3 separate regions of the Homo sapiens genome follow, and regions 2 and 3 are each linked to region 1. A link is a loop called in an ENCODE intact Hi-C map of the cell type or tissue named here. Cell type or tissue: heart left ventricle. All regions are shown on one strand. Region 1 overlaps TCF12 (transcription factor 12). Region 2 has its middle 65 kb from the start of LINC03065. Region 3 overlaps LOC105370832 (a long non-coding RNA gene).

Region 1 (8,000 bases):
GTTTGCTCCTTTTCCAGGTTTGCCTTTAATATTTCTAACAGTGGGTCAAGAATACCCTTTAGTCCAGGTCTAATTCAGCACCACCAACACAATACCCTTTTGAAGACTACACATGCCCTGTTAATTATGAGATCTTTCCACTTTGGTTCATTGGAGAAAGAATTATTCCCAGCTTTGTGTGAGCTTTCCCTGGTCTCAAGTTGTTTCCTCTCATGCATATACATGCATGTACATGTCAGTACTTGGCCAAAGACTTGGAACCAAACTCTAAAGATCTTGAGCTCCCTTGCTCTCTCTCTGCTCCTTCCTTTTTACCCTATAAATCCTAGTCCCATAGCTTCTCTGAATTCTGATTTTTGTCTTCTCAACTCACAAAGACTGCCAGGCTGCGTTTGATTATCTCGTCTTTTTGCTGTGGCCCAGAATCTTCCTACAGGCAGTGAGAGAGTGGGGGTAACTTCAGGACTCACCTTGTTTTCCTGCTCTCATGGAGTGCCTACTGTCAAATGTCTGAAAAGTAATGATTTAGTTAGGACCACTATGAAACTTCCTAAGGTTTTTATACCTCTTAGAAACCCTTTCACACACCCCCTTTAAAGGAAAAAAATAAAAAAGCTTTCTCCTAGTCTTTCTCTAGCAAACCCATTTTTACAGATCAGAAAAAGATAGAACATAACAAAACTTGACTTCTGTAAATAATCAGACTTTCCAACAAACAAAGACTGCTTAGAGTAGTGCATGAGGTAGAAGATAACCTGAAAAGTTGGATCTACATTTGCTACTATCTTTACTTTTTGGAGTAGCCTAAGTTAAAAACATCCTACTCAGCGAGACTTTACCATAATAGATAATGGGTTTGATAAACTCTTGGACAATCTAAAAACTTTGTTAAACTACCTCTGTTTTTATGATATTGTGCTCTCTTATTTCCAACATTAGATGTTTTATTTCTAAAATACTTTGAATTCCACTAAGTCTGCTGACATATTTGAATTTAGAACAAACTGCTCTAAGAAAATGATCTCCTGTACTAACTACACACATAGCTATTTCTAAAAGGTTAAAAGGCTGGCAATTTTCCAGTTCTTTCTCATCATTTCAGTTATGAAATACAATGTCCAGTTCCTAGTTCTCTTCTATTTTCTTTGGCATGTTGTGACCAGTTCTCCAAATTCAGTATCATGTATTTTGTTGTGTAGGTCTTTAATTCCTGGCCCCAACCCTTGCCCACATACATATACTCTAAATATATGCTACAGATAACCACAGGGCATGAAAAACACTGGTGAAAATTGCTATTATTAAATTTTACTGCTTCTTAGAGGTCTGTCTCTCACTATGCAAGCTACGTCATATTTACATTTATTTTGACACTTTTATATTCAATTTAAAAAGTCACTGATTTCATTAAAATATTTTGACAAACTATATGCTAACTAACAGTAAAATTTATACTGAAAAATCTTAAAGCACTCCTGTTCTTTCTCCGAGGGATTTGTATATCCTGGCAATGTAAACATAGATTTAAGACTACACCTAGACCCGTCTCACGTGGGAAAACTGGTCACGTTGTTGTTAGTTATAATGCTTGTAAGTACATTTGAGCTTTCTGTTGTTGTTGAGATGAGGTCTCATTCTGTTAACCAGGCTGCAGTGCAGTGGCACAGTCCTGGCTCACTGCAACCTCTACCTCCAGGCTCAAGCTATCCTCTCACCTCAACCTCCTGAGTAGCTGGGACCACAGGTGCACACCACCATGCCCAGCTAAATTTTGTATTTTTTTTTTTTTTTTTTGCCACGTCACCCAGGCTGGTCTCGAACTCCTAGACTCAAGTGATCCACCCACCTCAGCCTCCCAAGTGTTGGGAATACAGGCATGAGCCACTGTGCCTGGCCATTTGAGCATTTTTTGAAAAAACAATTTTTGTAAACTTGTATTTTGTCATTTTCCTTGAACATTCCAACTTTCCAAGTTCCCTCCCACTGAAGGCTGCTGGTTTGGCTTGTTAGCCCCTCTGTATGAATTGTTCTTTTGTCACAGCATTAAGTCTGTGAGGGAAACTAGACAATTTTTTTTTTTTTTTAAACAAAGTCTTCCTCTGCTGCCCAGGCTGGAGTGCAGTGGTGTGATCATAGCTCATTCCAGCCTCCAAACCCTGGGTTCAGCCTTCAAACAGCTGGGACTACAGGTGCATTTGCATTTATTCAAATATTATTTCCTCAGAGAAGGGTTCTCTGACTAAACTATCTAAAATAACCCCACTCTAGCCTTTCTTTCTTTCTTTCTTTTTATTATACTGTTAACAAAAATCGACCTGGTAAAGTGGCTCACACCTGTAATCCCAGCACTTTGGAAGGCCAAGGTGGGAGGATGGCTTGAGCCCAGGAGTTTGACACCAGCCTGGGCAACATAGTGCGATCGTGTCTCTACAAATAATAATAAAAAAAAATTAGCAGGGCATGGTGACGTGCACCTGTACTCCCAGCTATTCGAAGGCTGAGGTGAGAGGATTGTTGAGTCCAGGATTTGGAGGCTGAAATGAGCTATGACCACACCACTGCACTCCAGCCTGGGCAGAAGAGCAAGACTTTGTTTAAAAAAAAAAAAAAAAAGTCTAGTTTCCCTTGCAGAGATAATGAAACTTGGCCAGTAACCTTTGGTAAAACCATTATAACTCACAATTTCCCCTTTTCCTATTATAAAGTTTAGGAACTCTGCTTTAATTTGTATTGTCACTTTATCTACATTTTACTATCATTTTCCATATTTGTATTTTGCTATTATCACATATGTGATAACTGAACCCAAAACTCCTTTGCATTTTCTGTTCCTGTGACTGTCTCTTTCCATTCATAATTTTATAAAATATGCACAAGGATTTAACTGCACCTTTATAGGTTTTTTATTTTATACTTTCTGTTTTTTTTCCCTAGAACATGCAAAGATCTCACTTAGTGCTTTTATGGTAAGAGTTTATTTTGGGTAAAGCTTTAAAAAAAGTATAAAATGCTTTAAAATATTTCAATGAAAGATTATAGCAGATAAGCAGGATTAATTTAAAAAACAAACTATTTGGGGATCAGAAGTAGTTGTTTAATAGGATATAGGTTTAGAGTTCCCAAAAGATATCTTACAACTAAGGAAATAAATATAAAGATAGCTCTAAAGGGTTAGATAACTATTACACTGATGTTAAACAAATACCATGCTTACTGGAATTAAACTTTCTAGAAGTAATAAGCTTAATAACTGAATATATAGTTACATTGTTAGTACTGAGAATGGAAGAAGTGATCCAGAAATGATTGCATTTATTTCACTTTTACTTCCTCAACTTTTTGGATTATATTCAGCCAATATCTATTTAAGGAACTGCTTTGGAAGGCCCTTATGTTTTATGCAAGGCACTGCTATTTTCCCAAATGAATAGAATATCCATTCTCCAGCTCCAAGTTTCCATGACAATAAAAACAAAACATTCATCAGCACCAACTTGGTATTTTATGGCAAATGCAGCTGCAGCTTATAACAGTTCAATCTTTATCCCAACTCATTTCTGCCTAACAGAGGCACTATATTTCTCCAAATCAACTGAATTATTTTTACAGTGATTTTCCCCACCGCAGACCTAAACACTAACAGTGTGTTACACCATCTCTAATTATCATCCACTCTTCCCAATTTCACGCCAAATACAATGAAAGGTTCCCAAATGTTGCTAAGAGCACATTTGATTTGTGAAATCTGAAAGCTCAGTTGATTTAAGTATTACAGCTTTAGAGGAATGTATAATATTTAAGCTTTCATGATTAACTACAAAGAAGACAGAATTTTGGAAACGAAAGACATTCACAGCAAACAAAAAGCTAAATTAAAATCAGTCAGATTATGGTAAGACAGTGCCCCCTTGTGTCTTGGTATTTCTGCCTTGACTAAATCCGGTATTCATTTCCTTAGAGTTCTATAATATAAATTTGAATATTTTTTGTATCACAGAAATAAATAGAACTTGATAACTCTCCTAAGACAAAATCCTAATTTAAAACAATATGAATACACTGGCTATTAAATATAAGTGATTTTTACATGAATACTCTGTAACATGGTGAAAATGTAACAAATTTGTATATCTAGTAATTTCATTTTAAATTTCACATTTAATTTACTATTAGTGAGAGATGTTGACAAAGTTTTAAGAATGAAAGAAAAACCTTGCTACTATCAGTTACATTTTCCTTTGGTATTGGTTCTCCTGTGTAACCACTTTATGCTAGTACTGGTTACCCTCATTATTACCCTGGGGCAACTAATGAGTTTGAGGCTTTACACAGAGAACAAGACTGTATTAAATAGAAGAAATTAACATGAAATCTTAAAGGGTATATGTAATAACAATATGAGTAATACCCTAAGTTACAAATAGCTTTAGAAATAAAAAGTCACATAAAAAACATCATTCATGTTTTTTAACTCCACTCAAAGTGTAATATTCAGATCAGAGGCAAGGCCATGAAGTTTGTAAAAATTCAGAATCTCGGGTACCATACCAGATGATCTGAACTAGAACTTGCATTTTATAGCAAGATCCTTGGATGATTCTTATAAGCAATAAAGCTTCAGAAACGCTGCTCTAAACTCAAAAGCCTTCCTACCCTCAACTATCACGCAGCAGGAGCAGAGTAGCATAAGGAGAGGCTGACTGACCTTTGGGCATAGAGTTAGCTTTTAGAGATCAGGTGGATTCAAAGAAAGAGAGAATCAGGAACAGCTCTAGGAAGGCATCCCTGAGTATATAAACTGAGGCTATGTCAGCGTGCTTACCAAAGTGACTCCTACACCAACTCTTTTTCCCTTTTTCATTCTCTAAAATATATTTTTTAAATGAACAGCTAAGATTCTATCAATCTGTGGTCAATATGGGTGACCAAGAAACTTCAAAAAGCAAATAATGTAAGAATTAGAAGTCCATCACTCATTATCAATGATCCCTAGTACACATTTTTTTTTTACATATTTCAAACTACATTTACTGTGCATTTTCTATCTTATTTCACACTCACCAATCCCCTGATAATCAAGTTTTATTATTCCCATTTTATAAATGAGAAATCATTTATAAATGAGAATCATTGAGGTCAACTAAATTACCAAAGGTCATAAATGTAGTGAAGGCTGAGCACACTGCTAAGATTCAGGTTCTGATTCCAAATCCTAGGTTCTCTGTACTGTAACACATTACCAATACTCATTAATGTAAATAAGCTTAATTAGATTGCCTTTCTCCCAATATTAGCTATGGACAGAATACCCTGCAGAATAACTTTAGAGCAGAAGACTAAAGCAGCACAGTAGCCCTGGGCATATGGAAATGTTCTTATTAAGATGTTTAAATGTTCTTAAATAAGGGATGTTCTTATTTTCTTTTGGCTCATCCATATTTTGATTTTCTACAATAAACATTGTATTTGATACAGGAAAAGTATTTTTAAATGCTCATAGTATATAGTATATTCCTTACAGATAAGCTAAAATCTTTAAAAGAATTCATGCATGTGAAGTAACCCATATAACATGTGCACAAAGAAGTTAGGTCTGCCAGGTATGGCAGCTCATGCTTGTAATCCCAGCACTTTGGGAGGTTGAGGCAGGTGGATCTCTAGTGCTCAGGAGTTTAAGACCACCCTAGGCAACATGGCAAAACCCTATCTCTACAAAAAAATTCAAAAAAGTTAGCTGGGCATGATGATGTGTGACTGTAGTCCCAGCTACTTGGGAGACTGAGGTGGGAGGATCACTTGGGCTCAGGAGGCGGAGGTTGCAGTGAGCTGAGCTCGTGCCACCACACTCCAGCCTGGATTACAGAGTGAGAAGCTGTCTCAAAAAGAGAGGGAAAAACAAACGAAGTTACGTCATTTGATGATTTGACTTACCCAATCATCAGTACAAAACGGTCACAAGTTTAGGAACACAAGTATAAGAAAAGAAAGCCTATAAAGTGTAAGAACTCTAAGTAATTTATGTAATTAAATGCTACTTGTTTACATTAAAAGCATTTACATTAAACAGTAAGATGTCATCAAATTATTTTCAAGTAAGTTCAGGAATACGCCCTGTTCTGGTCCAGAATGTGAACTTATTTGTACTACGCATCATCTATTTCTCTTTCTGTCACTTTCATTTTAAGAGTGAACAAATTCCAAAAGATAATCCTTAGAATGTGCCTCGTATCTATCCCTTTCTTTCTGCCCATAACAATCACCATCTCAGTTTAGATTCCTGTGGATGAACACATAAGCATTTGGCTCCCAACTGATACCCCTGCCTCTAGTTTCTCTTTGCTCCCATCTATCCATACAAGAACATCATCTTCATTACACTCCACTGTTCAAAAACTAATAGAAGTTTCCCAGTGCATGTGAAGGTGGATCAGGATATGCTATCCTAAAATATTACACTTTGGCATAAGAATTATTTTGTGCTGAAGGCATTTCAGTTTCTGAAATCCTTATCTGCCTAAAAGCAGAGCCTCCTAAAAGAACTCAATTGTCAAAAAAACCCTCCCCAGGAGCAACTCTAATCTCTCTTACTGGAGACAGAAGTAAGCACCACACCCAGAGAGACACTGTCACAAAGTAGCCTATCTCCAATCTATTATCCTAAAGACCCATTTATTTTTACAAAAAGTCATTTGCTTACCATAAGTGCCCTGACTTTTCCCTCTCTTTCTTCTACCAAGTTAGGTATACAAACTCCAAATTTTAAACAGTCTTTTGAGTAACTCGTCTCTGGGTACACTCATGTGTATAGGCAATGCACATGTGAATAAACCTCTGTCTGCCTTTCTCTTGTTAACCTATTGCCACACAAATGTACAGGGCCCCAGTCAGAAAACCTACAACCCAGCTTAAAACCTAAAAGATTTTTTTCCTTCTCTATACATGGAACACAAAATCCATTTTTTAAATATTCTGACATTGAGATTTCCACATTCAGGTTCAAAACAATCCTTTTTTGTTGCTGTTTCGGTTTAATTTTTAAAATGTCCCAAGCTTACATAAAAGTTGTTAGTAAATGAAACTTCCTCCCCTTAGTTATTTTTGAGAATAAGCAGCAGACACGATGCTCTACCACCCACAAAATACTTCGGTGTGTATGTGCTGATGTGTACTGTACAAATAAGCATGACAGAACCATCAGAATCATCTAATTAACATTTATACATTACTATCTTCAGACCCTGTTTGAATTTTACCAAATGTCTCAATAATGTCCTTTAACAAAAGGACCAAGTTCAGAATCATGCATTAGCTTTACTTCTTTTTTTTTTTTTTTTGGTGGGGGGGGGCACGTAATAGGTGTATATATTTATGGGATACATCAAGTATTTTGGTAAAGGTAGGCAATGCATAATAATGATGTCAGGGTAAATGCGGTATCCATCACCTCAAGCATTTATACTTTATGTTACATATAATCAGTCCAAATATACTCTTTTAGTTATTTTAAAACTTACAATTAAATTATTGAATGCAGTCACATTGTGCTATCAAATGCTAGTCTTATTCATTCTCGTCAACTTTCTTGACTTTCATATCCTTCATACTGTAGCTTAGAATGTCCCTCAATTTATTTTGCATGGTATTTCCTTAAGATTAGATTGGAAAGAGTAACACAGAAATGATGCTGTGTTCTCAATGCACTCTGTTAGGTGGCACATGAATCTGAATTATCCCATTATTGATGGTGAATCGACCACTTCATTAGGTGGTGTCTGCTAAGGCTCCTCAACTGAAAAGTTACCTTTTCCCACTTTAGTTGATAAGCATTTTGTGAGAAGGTATTTTGAGACTAGGTAAAAATCCTGTTTCTCACAAAACTTTATTCATTTATCAGCATAATTTATATATCAGCATAGACTTATAGTTTCCTACTTTATTCAAAGAATTATAAATCTATTACTATCACTATTTATTTTGTTGTTCAAAATGTACAGATTTGG
Region 2 (8,000 bases), 320 kb after region 1:
ATGTGAATTCTTATTTTTATCTTTTTATCCTTTTATCATTATATAATGGCCCTCTTTATCCCTTACTTTTATTTTGCCTTAAAGTTTAAAAAAAGATGATAATATTACGTTTAATTAAAAAAATATTTTTCTAGTACAGTTTATCCATCTATTTACATAATCATTTCTCTGTGTCATCAAGTTCTAGGTAGTCTCTTGGCTGAATTTTTAAAAATCCTGAGAATCTCCATCTTTTTGTAGGGAAATTCAATATGTTAATATTTATATGAATTTTGATTATTGATACATGGTTCATGTTGTGTTTTCTATTTATCTTTTTTTTTTTTTTTTGAGTCAGGGTCTCACTTTGTCAGTCAGACTGGAGTGCAGTGGTGCGATCTTGGCTCACTACAACCTCTGCCTCCCAGGTTCAAGCAATCCTCCTTCAGCCAGTTATTCTTTAACTTTGATTCTTTATTCTTTTCTACTTTCTATTAGGTTGAGCTAGTCTTTTTCTTTCTTTTCTTTTTCACTCTGTTGCCCAGGCTGAAGTGGTGCACTGGCATGATCTCGGCTCACTGCAGCCTCCACCTCCCGGGTTCAAGTGATCCTCCCGCCTCAGCCTCCCAAGTAGTTGGGATTAAAAGTATGCGCCATCACACCCAGCTAATTTTTGAATTTTTGGTAGAGATGGGGTTTTGCCATGTTGGCCAGGCTGGTCTCAAACTCCTGACCTCAAGTGACCTGCCCTCCTCGGCCTCCCAAAATGCTGAGATTACAGGTGTGAGCCACCTCACCCAGCCGTTTTTTTCTTTATTCTCCCCTTTCCTCTATACTGGAAGTTAGAAGGTAGGATTAAAATTTAAAAGACCCCTGGGAGAAACGAAAAGCCCAGGATTCCATACTACTTTTTCAGACTGCGGATTTGGACTTTTCTATTTCCCTCTTCATGGCAGGAGTAGCTCTTCAAGGTTTTCCTCCAAGGACTTCTCCTGGGTCTCCAGAGCCTGTGTCTCAGGGAATTCAGGCAGTTCTCTTTTGCAGCTTCTGAACCTAAACAGAGAAGGTGGCCTGGGGCCTGGGTCCCCCAGGCCAAAAGCCAGGGGTCAATATGAGCAACAAGGGCATCCAAGGAGAATTCTGCACAAGAACCACTGAGCCTATCAGCTGAGCTGGGGTCAAGTCAGGCTGAACCCACTGCGGCTTCGTCCTCTCTCTTTATTCTAAAACCGTTTTCTTCCTTTTGCATTCAGCTGTTTATTTAAAAGTTATTTTTTACTGCATTTTGCCAATTATTTCTATGTGTAGGTACCAATCTGCTATACTCTAAAAAGCTGTGGGAGTTAATTTACTTATCTTACAGACTATTTACAAGTTCCAAGTCTCACCTTCCACCTCACATCTTTTTGTTTTTGTCTGGTTTCCTCTGTTTCCATCTACTTGACTTACTAGTAGATTCTTTCTTTCTTTTTTTTTTTTTTTTAAGATGGAGTTTCACTCTTGTCACCCAGGCTAGAGAGCAGTGTGCGATCTCAGCTCACTGCAGCCTCTATCTCCCAGGTTCAAGCAATTCTCCTGCCTCAGCCTCCCGAGTAGCTGGGATTATAGGCGCCTGCCACCACACCTGGCTAATTTTTGTATTTTTAATGGAGATAGGGTTTCACCATTTGGCAAGGCTGGTCTTGAACTGCTGACCTCAAGTGATTCACCCGCCTCAGCCTTCCAAAGTGCCGGGATTGCAGGCGTGAGCCACCTCAAATCCCTTTGTCTCTCAGGTTGGGGAGGTAAGACCTCCTCTGCACACAGGCTCCTGGACACCATGCTCTGCTCACAGCCAGAGTCCAGGTAAGAAAGCTGGCCATAGTTCTCTGTGCCGTAGTTCCTGGGTGTGTTGCCTTTTCCCCATCCTTCAGCAGTTTCTAAAATGATGGACTTGACAGGTCTCAGCCTTCCTGGCTGGACACAACCCTGGCTATGATAGAAACATGCCCAGCTGGAAGCAGCTGACATGTCCAGAGCTTCCAGCAATGGGCTTTCCAATACAACATGTTGGGGCCCTTATTTCCTGTCACTTCTTTTTGGCTGGGTGGCTCCATCTAGCCACAGGCATTCCCTGGGCAGCTGTCAGAGTTAACATCTGAGCCTGGTCAGCACTAGTGCAGCTGTGGGCTCTGGCATTGCTGCTCATAAGTAAATTCCCCAGTGAGCCCACAGTGCTGCCTTGACATCTCTGTTGGGTGCAATTCTCTTCAAAGAAGGCCAGCTTCCTAGGTGCGAGCCCTATGCAGTCACACTGGGACCCGCCCTCAGACCTTGTACTTGGATTCATGCTCTGGTGTTGATAGCTTGAAACTTAAAATAATTTGTGAATAAAGTTTTGCTTTTTACTGGGCTCCATAAATTATGTAGCCTCTCCTTAGGAGAAACAGAGAAGAATACCACCGGCACTTGGGGAAGTGGGTGGGGTTTATCGACTAACCCGCGTCTTGGGAGTGCAGAGCAGCGGCCATTATAAGTAATTGTTTTTTCTCTGGGAAGCTCCCACCCATCTAAAAAGCATTTTAGGCCAGGAGCGGTGGCTCAAGCCTGTAATTCCAGCACTTTGGGAGGTCAACGTGGGTCTTGAGGTCAGGAGTTCAAGATCAGCCTGGCAAGCATGGTGAAACCACATCTTTATTAAAAATACAAAAATTAACTGGGCTTGGTGGCGGGCACCTGTAATCCCAGCTACTTGGGAGGCTGAGGCAGGAGAACTGCTTGAACCTGGGAGGTGGATGTTGCAGAGAGCTGAGATTGCACCACTGCACCCCATCCAGAACAACAGAGTGAGACTCCGTCACCAAAAAGAAAAAGCGTTTTAGTGCCTCAGAAAAGGGAAAAGGGTAGACAGCCTCTAGAATAGCTGTCCGATGTAACTTTCTGTGATGCTGCTAATGTTTTATATATTTGATGTCCAACATAGTGGCCACTATCCCCATGTGGCTTCTGAAAACTTGTATTGTAGCTAGTATGACTGAGGACCTGAATTTAAAAACCTTAATTATTTAAAAATTAAAGTTACATAGACACATGGAGCTGTTACCATATTGCACAGCATAACTCTAAAACAACAAAGTAATTTCTGACCTTTGTGCTTTGATTATTGTTCGTACTGATCTATAGCAAGACTTAGGCTTTGTCCAGAAAGGATTTTTAAATTCAGATTTAAGGCATACCATGAACTAAGATGGGGCCCTCAACTCATAGTGTTTTTTTCTTAAGAAAAAAGAAGATAACCTTACCACCTATGAAAGCTAGGTCATGATATGCGTTGCTCTACCCTGGAAGGGAGATAGTACATGGGTGAATGAGTTGCCCAAAGACTGCCCCTTCCAGTTCCAAGGGATTATGGAAGAAATGAGGAAGACAAGAAGTGAGAAGGCCAGAGGCCAGAGTCTTGGCAAGGAGTGATGGTGAGGAGGTGGTATAGTAGGTGGGTTGATAGATGAGCTTGAGCCATCACTCCTGGGCTTACATGGCCGGGATGTTGTACAGGTGATCTAGCAAGTCCCGTGTGTTCTGATGAGACAGAGGTTTTGAGAGCACAGAGGTACGCCAAAGGGCTCTGGTTAAAACAAAGAGGTACCTGAGTAGAAACTTTGAGATGGCCAGAAACACAGATTCCAGAGGAAATTACTTTACCTCAAAAAGCCAAACCAGAAAAATCAACCTTCAGTGGTCACCAGTCCAGTAAACAGAAAATCTAGCCACTTCACCTTTGGTTAGTGAGGATTCAGATAATATCTCTGCTGCGTGGGTCATCTAAATTCTTACAGACCCCACTAAACAGAGACAGAGTCACTAACTTGGAGGACAACAAAGAGATGGAGAGAAAATGTAAAGACCGTATTTTACCTAAAGAAACTAAAGATAATTTACATAAAGAAGGCATCTGAATTATTGAGCTGAACTAAGTTTAACTGAAGGGGATAAATTTAGGGTCCTTTTTTCCCAATTCCCTGTGGATGAGTAGATGAGTTATGGAGAAATACAGAAGCTATATTTTCCTCGCACATCTGAGTACAGAGTGAATGAATTTGTGACCCCACTACAAATATGTGTGGCTTCCTGCCAAGCCAGTGATGGACAGCAATTCTATTTCCAAGGCTTTGGCAGGGGTGGAGAATGTGTGGGGAAAGGGAGGATGCTAACTTCATGTACTGAGTCTGGGAGCAACAACACCAGCACCATGATGAATTGGCCACTTAACCCACAGATGCCCTCTCTTCAAAGGCACTAGCAACCTCACGTGGGAAGTACATTTTGAGTGTATCTGGGAGGGAGTTTTTCTCTTATCCTCTGCCTGGACAGGGAAGAGGTTGTAGATAACCCAGCTTACTGGTCCAAGAGCTTTGACATCAATGGGAGAGGGGGGATCTGGCAGATTATGGTGTCATTTTGGCTGTGCAGGCCCTAGTCATCTTCTCATGCAGGATCAAGGAGGCATGAGCTACTTGGACAAAATCCTAATATACGAATCTAAATCTAACATCCTGTGAGTCCTTTGTCCAGACAGGTCCTCAAGTCCTCTGTGGGCTACACCACCACCTGCAGGCCAACCCTGAAAAGTACATGTCCAAGAGAATGGAAGAATTACTGGGCTCTATTCTGTCCAGTCGAGACATCTGCATTATGCTTCAAGTGTTTGTAGTCCCAGAGGAAGAGCCCACATGATTTATCAAATATATTTATCAATTCCTGGAATTCATTAGACAATTCCCTACACATTTCTTTTCATAGTCTGTTGTAATAATTGACATGCTCAAAAGGGATGGAGGCTTTTCTTGGTTCTCAGATGCAGATGCAGTCTCCTAACAAGCCTTACTTAAGGTATTCCTGCCTTCCCCTGACCTACCTGACCCAGCCCAGTCCACGTGAATGTCTCCATCCACTGAGATGAGCAATATCTAGTGCTTGGAAGACCCAGCCCTGAAGTCTCCACCTCTGGGTTTCCTTCTCTAGGAAACCGGCTTTTGAAAGAGTATAATTGCTCCTCTTCCTTGGGATTAAGAATCACTTGTCATAGAGTTGGAGTGGCTAAATTAGATGCGGGAACTCAGTTTGCACCAGAGTCACCTTCCTCAAGCACTTTGGGTTTACCATTTCATACCCAATCCTGGGAGCCATAGACACACGAGGGAAGACTACAGCACTAATCCTGGAAATCATCTGCTGGGAATTTTGAAGATAGCCCGTCCTGGCCATCACTAATAGAGGTAGTCAGGTCTGGCAGGGGCCCACACAATTGGGTTTTTATGATATGTGAGTGTAAGAGGAATAGAGTGGTCAAGAATGAGCCTCAAGTCTATATCCTGAGCTGCTGGATGAATGGTAAAGCCAGGAGCTGCAGTGTATAAAACTGTAAGAAAAACAGGTTTGGGAGATAAGACCAAGTTCTATTTTGAAAATGTTCAATTTGAAATGCTTATTAGACATCTAATGGAAATGTCAAGTAGGTGGCAGAATATGTTAAGTCTGGAGCTCAGGGGAAATGTCAGGGCTAGAGAATATAGATCTGGGAGTTATTGACAGAGAGACAGAAATTAAAGCCATGGGACTGGATAAGATCTCCTATAAAGTGAACGAGTGTATTTAAAGAACAGAAGATGTTTAAAGAAATTAAAAAATGAGGAATAAGAGGAAGGAGCCAGCAGACTCAGAAGAGGCCAATCCAGGGACACAGGAGGAAAACCGAGACAGTGCGTTGACTCAGATTCCAGGTGGTTCACCAAGTGAAATAAAATCCACTGAGAGGTCAAGTAAGAGAAGGGCTGGGAAATTGTTCAGAGGATTTAAGACATGTAGAGCTCACTGGTGATCCTGAGAAGAATGGCTTCAGTGCAATCATAGGGAAGCAAACATGATTGGAGAAGACTGAAAAGAGACCATGAAATGAGGAAGTGGAGAGACACTGAGTATTGACAACTTGCTTTAGAAATGATGATGTAAGGAGGCCTGAGAAGCAGGAGGGAGTAGTTGGAGGAGGGTGTAATTCTAGAGAAGACAGGTTTTTTAAAGACAGGAGATATTATAGCATGTGTATCTGCTATGGGAATGATCAAACAGAGAGTGGAGATGTAGAGATGGTGGAGACAGTGATTGATGAAAAGAGCAAAGCCTTTGAGTAGGTGATGGGGAATCCAGGGCTTAAGTCACAAGGTCTAGGAGGACTAAGAGTCTAGGACAGTTTTTCCATCATCAAGGAAGGAAAGGCAAAACTTAATGAGAATGCTGGTGGGAAATGTTACAGTTGTCTTGTGGTTGTTTCTATTTTCTTAGTAAAAGCAGAGATGAGGTCTGTTTCAGCCAGCTCATGCTAGCTCAGTTCACTGAGACTCTGCCCTAGACACAGAGCCAAGTAATTTACCCTGACAACTGAGTTAGAAGAGCCCACGTGTCTTGCAAAAGGTTCTGGATTCTCAGAAGTGCCACTGCCAGATCTGGTACCTGTCCTTGAGAAAGGATGTCTGCTAGAGAAGCAAACACATGAAACGCTCCCACCTCAACTAAGAACCCACCTAAACATGTTAAGACTTTGTAGTCACCCAGTGAAAAACACCACCCAGTGGAGTGGAATGTGGAAGAAGAGCCAGACCTGATTAGAGCCTCCTCCCACATCAGGCTAAGGCTGCTGGCATCCTATAAAAAAATTAAGAAACCTACCTTAAATATTTTTTTTACCTTCTCCCTCTGTGCTGTGTTTTAAACTTGCTTGCTCACAATGGATTTTCCCAGTTTGTCCTCATATTTGGATGGATACTCTGTCTCTACCCAACCTTTTAGAAAAGATGGTTCTTTGGTACTGCCCAAATGGTTTTAAATTCAGCTTCTCCGTAGAATGCTTCCCCTGAATCTCTACCTCTTCAGCTCCAATGAGCCTCAGACATGTCCCAGGCTCCCAGCTACCATATCTCTTCCCAGCCTGCCTAGGCCCTCACTTCTCAGGGATGAAGGTCTTCACACATATGAGAAACCATGTAAAGTAGATTTTAGAAGGATAACATAGTGTAACCATAAGGTGTTATTCAAAGCAGCAGCAGGAGCAACAGGGCTTTCTGAGCAAGGCTTTCCTATTTAGCCTTCTTTATCTTTCTCTAGCCATTAAAAATGACTTCTAAAGGAATAACATATTCCTTGGGAAAATGAGTGAAAGTACAAATGAATTAGGGTTTAGAGAAGATGAGGATAAAGAAGGTTGCTTCCTCATGGAAGACCACACACACACACACACACACACACACACACACACACACACTTTGATTACTACACATAGTAACTACATGTATTGTAGCTTACAGATGAATGAAAAACAAATTTGAATGTCTTTTTTAAAGCAAGATTTTTGTAATAAAACACAAAGAGATATATTAATATAAAAATAAAACATGCATGATGGCACATAAATATTCTAATTAGGTAAATAAGCTTTCTTCAACCAAACATTTGTGGAGAGGTGTTTGGGCCCTGTATTTGAATCAAAGTATCTAAGTAAAGGTACTTCTAATTAAATAGGAGTCAGGGTGAATATTTATTTTCTCACATAATATGTGACTAAATGAATGAGGCTGTTTTGTTTTTGTTTTCTGAACAACCCTTATATTGGAAGCCTAGTTTGTCAGGTGCTATGGCTCTAAATGATTTTGGAACTTCTTGTTAGGAACTACCTTCAGAGCTCTTTTGATGAATAGGGTGACTGATTATTTCTGTTTTCCAGAATGTGGGGCTATAGAACTGGGAGAGTCTTAGGCAAATCTTCTTGATTTACCTGGAACTGAGGGAGATGTCCAGTCCTAAAACTGAGAAAGTTCCAGGCAAAATGGATTGAGTTTGGTCACCCTATTCATAAACCACACAAGAACCACCAGCCCATTGCTTTATAGTCATACAGTGTTACTCAGTTTGATCTCCTCCTTATTTTTAAGACTGGCCCTTAATGTCCTTTGGCTGTTTCAAAGACCAAATGTGTTCCCTCCACCCCAGAC
Region 3 (8,000 bases), 650 kb after region 1:
TTCAATTTAGGTTCTATGGGTGGTATATAGACTGGAAAAAGGCAATGTGTATATGTATATGTGAATGTGCAAGTGTGTGTGTGTGCATGTGTGTACCTTTTGTGAACTGGAACACTAGGACATCAAACTACCTTACTTTGGGACATCTTGGACATTGAGAAACACAAAGAGAGGGAATACTTTGTTATCACCTCCAAACTGCTACTGCCTAGATAAAATGAGAAAGCTCTGTGCTTTGGTTGGCAGAAGTGGCTATTTAAATTGGAACCCCCTTTTTTTCATAGTTCATGCTTTGTGTGAACTAATATAAAATTTACCAGAAATGTAAACGAAGGCTACACATTAATGGGTGGTTGAGCCTGCGACTAATATTTTTTAATGCATGTGAGCATTCCTGAGGCTCTCAGAAATATTTTGGGACGTGAACTTTTTAAAAAACCAGATAAAGAGAAGAGGGACTCAGGGCCATTCTAGTTTGGCTATTAAATGTTAATATGACTTGAGTTGTACTCATGGGATGGTGACTTACTGGTTTTTGCTTTGTTTGCAACGAGCTCTTGCTCTGTTGCCCAGGCTGGAGTACAGTGGTAATAATAGCTCACTGCTGCATTCAACTCCTGGGCTAAATTGATCCTCCCATCTCAGCTTCCTGAGTAAGCTGGGACTACAGGCATGCACCACCATGCCCAGCCAATTTTTGTATTTATTTATTTTTTTGTAGAGACAGGATCTCACTATGTTGTCCAGGCTGATCTTAAACTCCTGGCCTCAAGTAACCCTCCCACCTCGGTCTCCCAAAGCTGACATACTGGTTTTTATGTGTGGGTGTATTACCACATTATGTGTATTTGGAAAATAAATATATAACATGTATATCACTTTTTTTTCACAATGGCATACTGCTGTGTTAATCTGCTTCATTTATTCAACAATATGCCATTGATATAGTCTAACAGTCGATGAAAATTTCTAATAATAATCAGAAAGAATTAATACATTTGAAATTTTTAGGTATTCACCCACTACTAGTCTGTCTGATGAGGCCCAATTTCCTTAGCAGGGAAGTTTCCAAACATTTAAATATGCAAATGTATAAAGGCAAATGAGATATCATTTAATTTGTTTATTGTCTTACAGTGAAAGAGAGCAAATGAGCAAGTTGATGCCTTTATGGCAATTATTTTTAGTATGATTTCTTTTGTGCTAAGGTGTAGCTGAAGGCAAACCTCAAATTCTAGCATGAACATGCAGCAGCAATAACATGAATATTTTAGGGGCTATGCGATTCTTTTTGTGGGTTATGGTTGGAAATAAAATTTTAAGTTACAACTCCTTTGGCAAATGTGTAATAAACTACTGGGACTAAGTCAGAATGTGTTTAAGTTCTCAGCCTCAGACCTGTTTCTATGAGACCCAAGTCCTGGGTGTCCAACATTTTCCATAATGTGACCCTCTTTCCTATTATTCTAGATTAATCTTTTACCATTCACCCCACTTAATACAACCCTGCACCTCCCTCTAGTCATATGAACTTACCTGAACAGGACATGTATTTTCATAGTTAAGGAATGTGACCAACTATCTTAAAATACCAGGGCCAGCAAACCTGCAATACAATGGCAGCAGCAGTGACAAACTCAGAGTGACTGGCTGTGCTCAAGAGCAGTGGCCCACACGACTTCGGTCATGGGTTTGATCCGCACCATGGCAGCTCCATTTCTTCTGTGCTTTTCTACCACACTCCACGCTTAACTTCACCTAGTCATCTGTAGACTGGTTCTGTTGGTCAGAATGGGGGCCACATAAAAGCCCTGGCTTCAGCAAATTTCAAAGCCCTGTTCCAATGAACAGTCATGGAAATTCAAAGGGAGATGTTATTATTCTTGAGGAGAACTAACCAATCTCTGTACTAAACCTATTTAAGGATGTTTTCACCCTTCCAAAAAAGAAAACAACAACAAAAAAGTACAGAATGTCTGTGTTTAAGGCATTTCAAGAATTAATGAACCTCATTCTCTTGTTCTTACCCAAGGCACATCGCTGCTTAAAACCACAAAGTGCTGACCTAGCCAGTGGTTCCAGAACCCAGGGCCTCAGCACAGCATTTTAAAGCCTCATCCTCACAGTAAATTACTATTTTAGTGATAGTCCTGGTAACATATGGCAAACGGAAAACACTTTCTGTAGATTAAACAACGTAGTTTTCATTAATGGTTTACTATGTACTTGAGACCTTAAAGAGATTTAACTAATTCTTCATTTGGTACAGTTGCTGCTGAATTATTTAAAACATCTCTTTCCTGCTTTAACTTAGAATTTGCATTAGAAAGTATAATACCAATTAAGACTCCTCCATTGCCTCAAATGCTCTAAAAATAATTGCAAATGAAATCCTAATCACACATACATTTCTTTCCCTGTGACCTCTCGGTTATTGTAAGTTTAAGCAAAATAAATGAACAATACACAGAATTTGCAGACGAAACAGCCAGAAGGTTAGGAAATTACTTATTAAGGTAACGAAAAATTAAAGACTAGTGGATGGCTTTTTGAAGTGCCGGAGACATGTGGTTCAGAGTTCTACATTTAGGTGGAAAACTCAGTGTTTCCATTTGACTAAGATATGTTGAATTATCTCCAGAATTACATAATGTAAAATATAAATGTAACAACTTACACTTATTTACAACCCCAAATTAAAAATGGCGGCTCAGTTGGCTGATTTGAGTTTTATTTACTATGATAAATAATCAAAAGTGAAAATTGGATGCCAGGCATAACTTTGGCTGACCATGTCTTGTTTGCTTATTTTTTGCTTAGCTTGTGTTTCTCTTGCCCCCTCTCCACTTTCTCCTCATGGTATGAAGTTTAAATATTGACTTTAAGCCTGTCTCAGAGGACTTCCTCAAGGTAGACCCAAACTATATCACATTCCTCATAACTACTTCTCTGGTTACCTTCCTAAAGGCAACGTCTACCTAGAATATCTGCTTCTCGCTGCCACATGTTCCTTCCATTCCATTCCATGAAGTCTACTTAACGAGCCCCTTCAGTAGAGAAGTTCTCAACGAATCCCTTCTGGATCCAGGCATTCTGATTACTGTATTATGACTGTGCACTCTACCCAGGTACATGTCAGCTTTCCTAAAATAGTCTGCAAATCTTGTTTTGAGTTACTTTTGTGTTACGACACATTTTCACTTGGGTACATGCCGGCAGATTAGTACACTGTGCTTACCATTTACCACCGAAGAAACGATACTGCTGGACAACAGGGAGCTTAGAATATCAATTTGAATCAGAGTGCCATCTACTGGTACAAATGCTACAATACTATCAGCAGGATTACATGATGCTCGATAAGCATTCAATATGTTTACACCCACACATACACATGAATTGTTCTCACAGTTTGATTAAATAATAAGGAATATGCTATATATATAAAATGAATACTTTGCTATCACCTTTAGTAATATCTATGTTTTTGAAAAACATACAATGATGACATGAGAAAATATTTCCATTTGGATCCTCTAAACAAAACTGTCATCTCCAAAAGATGGGTGTGAATTCTGGACTATTCCCTCTGGTTATTTTGTAACTTAGATTTTTAAATATTTATTGAAAATCATATTTGAAATAAGGAACTGAAACAATGTACAATGAAATGTCTAAATGACATTAAGTTCCTAAACAAGTAGCATTGTGTTGTGAAGAAAACTAGTTTTTGTTTTTATTTAAATCCAGGAACTTAGTTCTTTTATAAGGTGAGCCATCCCTACAGGACTGACTACACCTTTATGTCACGAATGGCTGAGAAAGCGTGATTTCTCAGCACAAAGGAATGTGGAAGGACTTTATAAAAGATCAATATTAAAAACATTTAATCTCTGCTTGTCAGGGTAACATCTTAGCCTATTAAATATTTTCTCAAACCCTTTAATAAATCCAATATTTTTACTCATTCTAAATAAAATTTCCTTGTGGGTAGATTTAAATAAAATGCATAGAAGTACGTCTGTAAATTAAGAGAAAACTTTTTTGCGCTCACATAGAGGCTGATTTGGATAGCATGGAATCATTGGCAACCAAACAGATGCCCTCATCTATAGCCCAGAGACAGCTCTCAGGTGTACAGAGAACATTTCATTTCCAACAGAGAGGTGAACTTAGAACTTGTCACTGATTTTTGCACCCTCTTAATCTTCCTGTTTATTCTGTGCTTCATTAAAGTCAATCTCCACAGGGCAGACTGTCATCTGAGCCCGGCCTGTCCTGCTGTCTGCTCTCTCCAGAGAGCATCCTTCATCCTGATAAACAGGCTGCGAGCTGGACATGTGACTGAGCTCCTTAAGGTAAATAGACTACAGAGAGTTGTTCCTTCCATGCTGGCTCAACAGAATTTGATAAGCAGAATCATTGACGTGTGCATCATAGTGGAGACAATGCTTTTCCAAAAGATGGGGTTTCAAAGTTACTGTTGTGAAAGAAATAGAGGATATTTATGTTTATCTTTGTGTCACACCATGCCTTTAAACGCTGTATTAGCTAGTGTCATTCATCTGCCAAGTGTCTCCCTCAGGATTCAGCATCATTTATAGAATGTCTTTGCATGCCAGTTCTGGGCTAGGCACTGAAGATGTAAAGACTTATATGGGGAGGGAAAATGGTGGCCATGGTAGGAAACATAGCAAAGCTCTCTTGGGAAGCCATAAAGCATGCCATATTAACAATGCCAGCCTGTGTGCTGAGTGTAGGGTGTGCCTGTTTGTTGGACTCGCAGATCATGTTATTCCAGAGCAATTGCTTTATCTGGATGAAAGGGCAAAACCGGGGCCTGAGACTGGTTTCCAGGCAGCACTGTTCACCATGTCTCATGTTGACAGATAAAGCACAAACTTACCTCTGAGGATCCATGGCTTTCTGTCTTACCTATTAAACCAGACCTCGACCAGACTCTGGGGAATGAAAGTCTAATCTCTCAGGTAGAAGGGCTTAAAGGAATCTTATATCCCTGAACTGAGGACAGTTAAGTTTCTATGACCACCAGCTGAGTACTGGAATTACTTTTCCAACAGCTGGATGATGGGAACTCTGAACAAGATACCCCAAGTGTCATGGCAAGGGTAAAGCCTCAGATTGTGGGTGGCCCCATAAGAAGTGGGGAGCTTTCATCCCAGTTGATCAGGGCAAGGAAGGTCTGTGTTTGACAAGTGGAAAGCATTGTAATGAAACTTGTTCCTACTTAGCTGAGAAGGAGGGTGTAGTCACGGAGGACTCTCAGCCAGCCCAGCCCAGTTTTCTCAGTTTATGAGAAACAAAAATCCAAGAAGTGTCCTGATGGTTGTCCCTTCTCAATAACTACTGCAATTTCTGCTTGGGAGGCATAACCAACAACAAGAAAACCAGGACAGCTCTAGGAGATGGGTCACTGCAGGCTCCAGGCCCAGGGCAGGGCATCAAGGGCAAGGGCTGCAACATCAGTAGGGCTGCCATCCTGTGCACATCCTACCCATCTTCAAAGCTTAGTGTAACCAACTACTCTCCCTTTTAGCTCTCCCTTCCCTCCCTGGACCACATGCAGCTCTCCCTCTTCTGATCTCCTCTTACAATGTGGTACAATTAAGCAATTTATTATATTAGTCTCATAGTCTAATTGTTCCTTCTATGTTGTGTTACCACAATGAGATCACAATTGTGTCTTTCATTTCTTTGAAATCAGAACACACAAGATCAGATATGTGGTAGGTATTTAATACTTAACCTAAATTAGAGAATCAGAAAAATGACTTTGGGGAAACATTTATATAGCTTCTGCCTTTAACACAATAGAAAACAGATCCAGAGAACTGCTGCTCTATTTGTTCTACAAGCATCTAGTGAAACTTCCAAGCCACTGTGCTGGGTGCTGTAGGGGGAGACAGAGATGCCCAAGAAAGGAGCACTGGCCTCACAGACCTTTCAGTGAGGCATGAGAAAGAGTACGTGTGCACCAGTTATCAAAGATGGAAACCCATGTGGAAGGTGAAAACAAGGCTGTGGAATCTCAGGTGAGGGAGGTAGTGGGTCAGCTGAGAGACTCAGATGATTTTATGGAGACAGTGGCACCTGAACCCAATCTTGAAGGATTTGATATGTGGGGTTTGGGGAAGAGTACCCAAGTTTGAATGCATTTTGGCCTTTACCAAGCTTTAAGTCCAATTTAAAACCAGACCACAGAGTCATATGTGCCAACTGTGATTGTGGCTACAATTCATGCTGAGTGCTATAGTTTGAATGTTCCTCCCTGACCCACCAAAGTTAACATGTTGAAAGCTTGATTCCCAAAGCAATGGTGTTGGGTGATGAGGCCTAATGGGAAGTGTTTGGATCATGGGGGCTCTGCCCTCATGAATGAATTAATGCGGTTATGGCAGGAGCATGTTCCTTATAAAAAGACGAGTTTGGTCCCTCTCTCTCTGTCCTTCTACCATGTTATGACACAGCAAGAAGGCCCTGGTCAGATGTCAACACCTTGATCTTGGACTTGCCAGCATCTAGGAATATGAGACATAAATTTCTGCTTTTAGCCAGTCTTCTCAGGTATGCTATGTTATAGCAGCGCAAAACAGACTAAGACACTGAGCCTCCAGAGGGCTTACTGAAAGAACACTTTGATCTGCCTGAATTGGAGCTCTTCTTGATGTGGCCAACCCCAGCTCCCCCATAGAAAGAAAGCTGCCTCTCTTCTTGTTTCTAAATTTCACTAGTCCCCTATTATCCACACCCCACAAGTGCAGGGAAGCTTCCAGTCCCACTCTCCTTTGGCAGAGTCAGGCAGAGACAGGGCACTGACCCCACCTGGTCTCGCCCCAGCACGTTAGACCGTGTGTTTACTCTACCTGCTGCAGTCCTGGCCCCCACTCTATTTTATGTAGGGTTCAAACTGTGCTCCTGGAGTCTGGGCATGAGTGCTGGCCACTTCTCTCTCAATTCAGCCCATACTCTGCCTCTAGAGTTTGCACTTCATCTGGAGGGATGCCAGGTGGAGCCTATTTCTGAGAAAAGCCACAGTGGTTGAGCAGTTCAGACAGCACAGACAGGAGCAACCTAGCCCTCTGCAGCTCAGACCTCTCCTCTTAATTCCTTACTCTTCCTTGGGGTTGGCTTTCCACAGCCCTCCAGCCTGAACAGCAGGTTCCAGACAAGTCAGGACACCCTTGTTTTCTCTCCCTGATGCTGCCTGGAACTCTGTCCTGCCCCACCTCTAGGAGTAGCAGCTCCAGCCTTGTTCTTGATTCTGCTCATCTGGCTCACCCTCACTGGGCATCTCTAGTGGCCAAAGAAAGTCTCCACGCAATATCCTTTTTTTTTATTTCTGTTTGCTTGCTTTTATCTCCCTTTTCTTATTCCCTTAGGATTTAGAGGGAGAGGAAAAGCATGAGGGTGCCAGGACAGCAGTATGGGAGGCACAGAGGAGTACTGGATAATGCACTGCTTTTTGCAAACTCAACTTAGAAGACTGCCCAATCAACTTGCTATTCTTTCTTCTTTCTAGACATGAGTCTTCAGTCTCCTGCCCTCAGCTTAGCTGGAAGCTGGATGACAGCCACATTAAGAGGCTTTCTGCAAGTGGCTTTTGGATGAAAAGGGGGCCTCTCAGGTACTCCACTCTCACGTTGCAGGCTCTGCAGCAGCTGGTCTATCTGGTGGCACTGGGAGTAAGTAGTATGGGAGACCCCTCCATGCCGGGGTCCCCTGGAGTGTCCTCCTCATAGCGTGAGGGTTCTTCTCAGGGATACTGAGGATAATTCACAATGGCTTTGTAGTTGCAATATTCTTTTTTTATTTCTTAAGTTTCTGTGTCCCAAATTTTAGTACAAATAAACATTTATATACATGGCAAGAAAATATGATCCATGCTAATCATTTAGTAAATGTGTGATTTCTTGTGATTTCACCTTGTCTAGTGTCACCCTCTTTGAGGCAGGGCAATCAATCAGGACATTAGCCATTTA

The links. A loop is a pair of places that touch in the nucleus more often than their neighbours do. Peaks named below come from ENCODE experiments on the same cell type or tissue, not always from the same donor. Only the 100,000 strongest peaks of a DNase experiment are listed, where the experiment ranks them.
Region 2: a loop joins it to region 1, with 3 times the contacts of the local background. A loop is called at or near these places in 39 of 110 quality-filtered maps.
Region 3: a loop joins it to region 1, with 4 times the contacts of the local background. A loop is called at or near these places in 40 of 110 quality-filtered maps.

The regions. Positions count from the first base shown.
Region 1 is chr15:57,142,496-57,150,495 of GRCh38, reverse strand. The region is part of intron 5 of TCF12 (transcription factor 12); the gene reads right to left. Among named protein-coding and RNA genes, the nearest start is that of SNORD13D, 130 kb to the left of the region's middle. In heart left ventricle, a CTCF peak has its summit at 3,918 (motif pointing left); no DNase peak of the experiment used is centred here; H3K4me3 peaks cover 809 bases; H3K27ac peaks cover 2,230 bases.
Region 2 is chr15:56,818,464-56,826,463 of GRCh38, reverse strand. No RefSeq gene overlaps it. Among named protein-coding and RNA genes, the nearest start is that of LINC03065, 65 kb to the left of the region's middle. RefSeq lists an enhancer at 2,128-2,297. In heart left ventricle, a CTCF peak has its summit at 4,574 (motif pointing left); no DNase peak of the experiment used is centred here.
Region 3 is chr15:56,492,041-56,500,040 of GRCh38, reverse strand. LOC105370832 (a long non-coding RNA gene) reads left to right here. Exons shown (of 4, transcript XR_007064652.1): 2 at 2,968-3,128; 3 at 4,250-4,358; 4 at 7,541-7,893. Among named protein-coding and RNA genes, the nearest start is that of MNS1, 31 kb to the right of the region's middle. In heart left ventricle, a CTCF peak has its summit at 3,304 (motif pointing left); no DNase peak of the experiment used is centred here.